Linked DNA regions of Homo sapiens: region 2 is linked to region 1. A link is a contact called in ENCODE Hi-C or POLR2A ChIA-PET data. All regions are on one chromosome and are shown on one strand. Each heading gives the region's core, a stretch centred on a gene start or an enhancer-like site at or near the end of the contact. The rest is flanking DNA. Distances are from core to core; before and after follow the strand shown. Region 1 holds the start of ZNF622 (zinc finger protein 622). Region 2 has its middle 64 kb from the start of MYO10.

What was found. A loop is a pair of places that touch in the nucleus more often than their neighbours do. ChIA-PET counts read pairs that join two places held with the same protein, here RNA polymerase II (POLR2A). Pooled maps may share reads with other maps.
Region 2: a pooled map of gastrocnemius medialis shows a loop between it and region 1 (2.5-fold over the local background). The contact joins the enhancer-like site here to the promoter of ZNF622 in region 1. A Hi-C loop is called at or near these places in 1 of 50 pooled maps. POLR2A ChIA-PET finds 5 or more read pairs at or near these places in 2 of 52 experiments (AG04450 and PC-9).

Annotation. Positions count from the first base shown.
Region 1 is chr5:16,463,993-16,467,443 of GRCh38, forward strand. ZNF622 (zinc finger protein 622) reads right to left here and starts at 1,808. Exons shown (of 6, transcript NM_033414.3): 1 at 1,049-1,808. The coding sequence starts at 1,673. RefSeq lists an enhancer at 1,116-1,185 and a silencer at 2,993-3,215.
Region 2 is chr5:16,998,899-17,002,349 of GRCh38, forward strand. No RefSeq gene overlaps it. Among named protein-coding and RNA genes, the nearest start is that of MYO10, 64 kb to the left of the region's middle. Within about 2 kb of position 1,538, at least 8 of the 41 ENCODE cell types and tissues checked have a DNase peak (open chromatin) inside an H3K27ac peak, as active enhancers do; they include PC-9, where a contact is called at or near this core.

The DNA of each region.
Region 1 (3,451 bases), core at 558-3,057:
TTACAGCACCTAGCCCAGTGCTGAAAATATAGTTAGGAAGTCTCCTACCTGCCTGGATATTTTTATAAACTTCTAAAACAATGCCTCTATCTACTATTTCACAAAAGTACTATGGGGTGTGTGTATGTGCTGGTAGGGTGCTCTATGAACGGCTATGGTTTGAATGCATGTTTCCCTCCCAAAATTCAAATGTTGAAACTTAATCATCAATGAAATGGCATTAAGAGGTGGGGCCTTTAGTGGGTGATTAGGTTAGGCAAGCACTAATCCTGAATAAATGGATTAGTGCGAGGGAACTGGCTAGCCCCTTTTTTGCCTTCTGCTTCTTCCACCACATGATGACACCATGAGAAAACTTCATCTATAGAACAGGCCCTCACCAGACACTGACTCTGCCAGCACCTTGATTTTGGACTTCCCAATTTCCAGAACTATGGGAAAATACATTTATGTTGTTCATAAATCACCCAGTCTCTAGTACTTCCTTATAGCAGAGTGGACAGACTAAGACATGAACACCTACACCAGCACTGTTAATAGGATGTGGGATGAGGGAAGTAAGGAATAAATAGCTCATAAAGGCAAAGAGGTGAGGGTGCTGGCTCCAGCTCCAAATTTCTGGCTGAGTTGGTTTTGATCCCCTCATTCTGTTTTACTCAACTAAATTAAGTGCAAAACCATCATAACTGGAAACCCACTAGAATCGCAAATTACACGGCAGCTGGTATGACGATAGCATGTCCTCCTGTGCATATGTTAAAAGCCTCTTCATCCAAAACACAGAAGGCATCAATTCATTCTCCAAATATGCATTAAGCACTTCTTTTTCCAGACAAGGTTTTAGGCCTTGGAGAATGAATTGAGTGAACTAAACAGCCAAACCTGCTGGCCAGATAAGGCACTTCAGAAAGCGTCTAAACCACCTTCCCTCATCATTTTTACTTAAAAGCTCTCAAACACACACACACACCCATCTCGAGTATAAATCTGGAAACTTAAGGGTGGGCCAAGTTCCTCTTTACCCTCCCCGCCCAGACAGGGCCATCACCGTCTCCATCCAGGTCCTCTTCCTCCTCCTCGCTGTCCTCCTCCTGCTGCTTTGCCAACTTCTTCGCCTGCTGTTCAAACCACTGGAGCCGGGGTGGTTTCTCACTCGGGTCTCGGTCGTGGGTCCCACGGCCACCAGTACCCACGGCCACGACATTCCTGGCCTCCTTTGCAGGCGCTGGGGGCGCCTTCTTGGGAGACATGGACGGCTGGGCCTTGATGGCCTGCTGGATGGCCGCGTTCATGGCATCCTTGTCCACACTGTCCACGCCCAGTCCTTTCTCCAAGTTCTTTTCATTCATCATCTCCACTTTCCGATTCACTGCCTGCACGGCCTTCTTCTCCAGCTCAACGTGACGCCGGGACTTGAGGTGGTTCTCGTAGGCGTTGAAAGAGGCAAACTTCTTACTGCAAACGGTGCAGTAGGTGGCCGAGCCCTTGCTCTCCTCCTCCGCGACGGCCCGCTGCGCCCGCACTCGCTCCTGGAAGCCCTCGGCGGTCACTGGGGCCATGCTGGCCACCTTCCGCCGCAGGTTGTAGCGGTGCCAGTCCGTCTTATAGTGGGCCCGCTGCATGTCCGCGTCGCGGAACGCCACCCGGCAAGTTATGCAGGTGTACGTCGCCATTGCCAGGCGAGAAATAAGAACCGACCAAGCCAAACACCTGGTGATCAGCGCCGTGGCCCCACAAGACCCTCAGACCTTAACCCGCCTCAGCAGCCAGGAAGAGCCACTCGACACGCCGACTTCCTGATTGTCACTGAGGAAACTTCCGGCACACGTCGGAAGTTATTCACAACTGGACAGGAAACCCGCCTCTCAGGCTGTGGCCACGCCTCCGCCGCCGTGAGGCCCAGGAAGCCGAGGGAACGCTGTGGCTGAAAGGGACCTGGGTCCGCTCAGTCAGCCCGAGGTGGCTGTTGATTGAGGGAGGTCGCGCCCTCCCAGTTACCTTCCCTGGTGGTTGTGCCGCTCGGTGTGACGCGGTCAAGGGGACGGCTACGCGAGAATGGGGGAGTGGGGCGCCCGAGGCTGCTCCTGGGCCCTGGGAAGCCCCCGATTAATGAATGGTCGGGTCAGCGACGCGAGGGTCGGGGTTTCTCTGAGGACCGCGCGCTGCACCTGCGGAGCCGGGTGAATGGATGTCGCGAAGGCAAGGGCTGCCCTTACCCCTCGGGGCCGACCTCGGAGCCCTCGCCCGTGGTTGCAACGCTTTCCCGGGAAACCGGAGAAGCCAGGCCGGGGGCTCGGCCTTTCTGAGGCGGCCCTTCCGGCGGAGGACACCGGCGGAATTTGAGTGCACAGAGTGCGCGAGAGGAGCTCCCTGTAGACACACAGTCCAAGCCACGTAGGTAATTCTAATAGCAGCCACATTTTTAAAGAGTAAAGAGAAATCGGTGAAACTGCTTTTAATGTGTTTAATTTAGCCCATCCTGTCATTTCAGCATGTAATCAGTCTAAAAGAATTAATTAGATCTTTTACGCTCTGTCGTTGGTTCTAAGTCTTGGAAATCCAGTGTGTGTTTTAGAGTTAACAGCCCATCTCAATTTGGACTAGACCCGTGCCAGGTGCCCAGTTGGCTGTGTACCCTCATGTATATAGGACAGCAAAGTTCTGTAGAAAAGAACTTCAGGCCAGGCGCGGTGGCTCACGCCCGTAATCCCAGCACTTTGCGAGGCCGAGGCGGGCGGATCATCTGAGGTCAGGGGTTCAAGACCAGCCTGGCCAACATGGCGAAACCCAGTCTCTGCTAAAAAATACAAAAATTAGTCCCGGCGCAGTGGCGCAGACCTGTAATCCCAGCTACTTGGGAGGTTGAGGCAGGAGAATCGCTTGAACCCGGGAGGCGGAGGTTGTGGTGAGCCGAGATCGCGCCACTGCACTCCAGCCTGGGCAACAGAGCAAGATTCCATCTCAAAAGAAAAAGAAAACATGAACTTCAAATGCTTGGGGAGGTCGTAGATTTCATCCACACAGCCTGGTTGAACCAGAGTCAGCCTTGTTAGAGTCGAATGTTGCATGCTCAGAATCCAGGCTGCCAAGAGAAAACCAAAAGAAGATGGCGCTTTAAAAAACCTTCCAGTGCCTTCCCTTGACTCAATCAAATTCAAACACCTTACTTTCTATTCTCCGAGGCTCTACCCCTCCCTCTGAGGTCCTGCCACACCCCCTTCTCTACCCTGCTCACCCTACTTGAGTCGCAATGACACATTTGATGTTCTTCTAACAAGCACTTTAGTTGGTACTAAGTCAGAAAGTCAGAAATCCATTACTCTTCTGCTTGGAACATCCTTTTGCTGGCTTGCTTCCTTATTTTTTGGATCTCTGCCCAAATGCCTTTGTAAGAGAGGCTTATCCAAATCCACTTACCAAAAATAGTGCCTACCTTCCTAAGTCCTTACCA
Region 2 (3,451 bases), core at 288-2,787, 530 kb after region 1:
GCAAAACCCTGTCTCTATCGAAAATACAAAAATTAGCCAAGAGTGGTGGAGAGCACTTGTAATCCCAGGCTGAAGCAGGATAATTGCTTGAACCCAGGAGGTGGAGGTTGCAGTGAGCCAATATCACGCCACTGCACTCTAGCCTTACTTGTAAAAGGAAGGATCATTTATAAATTTAATAACTGAAAGTTGAAAAATGGATTTAAGGAGAAAAAGGTATAGGTTTCTTTGTTTTAGCAACCCACTGCCCTTATCATGATTAATACATTTATTTATTTATTTGAGACGGAGTCACACTCTGTTACCCAGGCTGGAGTGCAGTGGTGCAATCTCGGCTCACTGCAAGCTCCACCTCTCGGGTTCACGCCATTCTCCTGCCTCAGCCTCCCGAGTAGCTGGGACTACAGGCGCCCGCCACTACGCCCGGCTAATGTTTTGTATTTTTAGTAGAGACACGGTTTCACCGTGGTCTCGATCTCCTGACCTCGTGATCCACCGGCCTCGGCCTCCCAAAGTGCTGGGATTACAGGCATGAGCCACCGCACCCGGCCAATTACATTTATTAAAACCATCGAAATAGCAAAGAACAAATTAGGAGAGACAGAAGGTATAATGGTGGTTGCTAGGCCTAGGTTGGGGGATAGGAATTTGAATTTAAGAGATACACAGTTTAAATTTGGGAAGATGAAGCAAGTTCTGGAGATAAATGGTGGTGATGGTTGCATAGCAGTGTGAATGTACTTAATGCTGCTGAGTTGTATAATTAAAAATGGCTAAAACTGTATATTTTATATATGCATGTTGTACCACAATAAGGTAGGGAAAAAAAAAAAAAAAGGCCGGGCACGATGGCTCACGCCTGTAATCCCAGCACTTCGGGAGACTGAGGTGGGCGGATCACCTGAGGTCAGGAGTTTGAGACCAGGCTGGCCAACATGGCAAAACCCCATCTCTACTACAAATACAGAAAAAGTAGCTGGGCATGGTGGCGGGAGCCTGTAATCTCAGCTACTTGGGAGGCTGAGGCAAGAGAATTGCTTGAACCCTGGAGCTGGGTGACAGAGCAGGACTCCGTCTCAGAAAAAAAAAAAAAAATTAGCTGGGTCTGGTGGTGCATGCCTGTAATCCCAGCTGCTTGGGAGGCTGAGGCAGGAGAATCGCTTGAACCCAGGAGGTGGAGGTTGCAGTGAGCCAAGATCGTGCCAGTGCATTCCAGCCTGGGCGACAGAGTGAGACTCCGTCTGCAAAGAAAAAAAAGAAAAATTAACAAAAAAAAAAAAAAAAAAAAAAAGAGAAAAAAAAGAATAATGCTAGAATTGGCCAGAAGAAGCTCCCAATTGAATTCACTAGAAAGTTTGTCGTTTGAGTCTTAGTAGAAAATAAGTAACAGTCTTCTTGAAAGAAATGTCAGGTCTATCTCCGCAGAAAGAAATGAGAGGAAAAAAAAATCGTAACAGCTTAGCATTTATAGGGTATACAACAGGGAGTAAAACACATATGAAAAATATCATGATAGAAGGCCTTTATTTAAAAGTGTGGTTGAAGGCTGCTGACTCACTGGATAACTGAAGTATTTGTGGCTTGAGTAATGGCTAAGCCAAGAATCCTGGAGTCAGTGAGACTCTTTCTTCCTTGGAAAAAGAAAAAAAGGAAAGATCAAGTAAATTCTATCCCATTCTGTCTTAGATATTTTGTTCAACAATGATTTTGACCAATCCCAAATTCCTCAAATGAGGGAGGAATGTTCCGTGTTTTTGTAACCTTGATTAACTGTGATATTATTCCAAGAAAGAAGCAGTATCCAGATGGGGCAGGAGGCACAAGGAAAGAGCTAAATTGGGAATTCATTTTTTGTTCCCAGTCAGATGATGGGTGTCTTATGTATGGGGTCAATGCCACATCTGATCTCATCCCGAGAAAATACTCTTTAACTAGCTGGGCAAAATGTCTGTACTGAAGTGGGAAGTAATTTGATTGACTAAACATCTGAAAGCTGTGGCTCACACCTGTAATCCCAGCACCTTCAGAGGCCGAGGCAGGTGGATCATCTGAGGTCAGGTGTTCAAGACCAGCCTGGCCAACATGGCGAAACTCCATCTCTACTAAAAATACAAAAATTAGCCAGGTGTGGTGGTAGGTTCCTGTAGTCCCAGCTACTTGGAAGGCTGAGGCACGAGAATCACTTGAACCCAGGAATTGGAGGTTGCAGTGAGCCAAGATTGTGCCACTGCACTCTAGCTTGGGCTTCAGGGAGAGACTCTGTCTCAAAACAAAAAATAACAACAACAAAAAACAAACAAACAGAAAACCCCCAAAACATCTGAAGACAATCTTACAGTCTTCTGCTATGGTATTTTATCTTACATTATTCTGATACTGATTATTTATCTTCCTAAGGTTGCCTTTATTTCATAGTGTTTTTTGGCATGAATAAAGTGATCACTTATGAATCAAGTGCTTGGAACTGCAATGGCCCAGAGACGCAGCTTTCTGCAAAGTCCACACCTACTAGGTTAGCAAGGCTCTAGTTATCTTAGGGAGGTTGTTGAGCATGGTCAAGTGAAGATGTTCTGGAAGCAGCTTTCCTGGGTATGAATCCCAGGTCTGCCCCTTATGAGAGACCTTGGACACTGACCCACATCTCTGTGTTTCAGTTTCTCTTCTCTAACATGAGAATGATCAGACTAGGCCTTACGTCAAAGGACTGTAATGAAAATATTATTTAAAACATAAGTACTCGGAACAGTGCCCAGTGTATAGGAAGTGGGCTATAAAAGTTGGCTATTATGACTATTAATCATCGATTCTTTGGAGGAAGACATGGCTAAAACAGTGAGACTGAAAGCTGTTTGGTAATTCTATAGCTTGGGAATCAGAAACCATTCATCATTTGCATTGGGGAGTTTGAAACTCCTGGCTACTATAAGCATGTAGAGCTGAAAATAAAATATTGGTGTTAATGAATTGTTCATGCATTCATTCATTTATTGATTCACCATGTGTCAGGAATTGGAGAAACCAAATCAATTATGGCATGATCACCGACCTAATGATGCTCGGTCTAGTGGTAGAAACACTCACATGAACAGATTATTATGCAACATGGAGGTGCAAAGATGGAGATATACACAAGGTAGTACTGAAATATGATGGAGGGGAACTTTAGCTCAGGGTGGGGAAGAGGAAAGAGTCATAATTCTTTGAGGAAGTAATCCCAGAACATACCTCCTTTGTCAAATAAGAAATTAATTCTTAAAAATCTGTAAATGTTTCAGTCTGTGTCTTCAAAATATAAGGATTTTCTCTTTCAACATAATCAAAATACCATTATTATTTCTAAAACAAATGACAATTGTTGCTTAACTATGATAAAAATATCCGGGGGTTTTCAATCTCCTCATCTATGTAATTTTTCTTTTAGTTGGTTTGTTTGAATCAAGAAGTATATAAG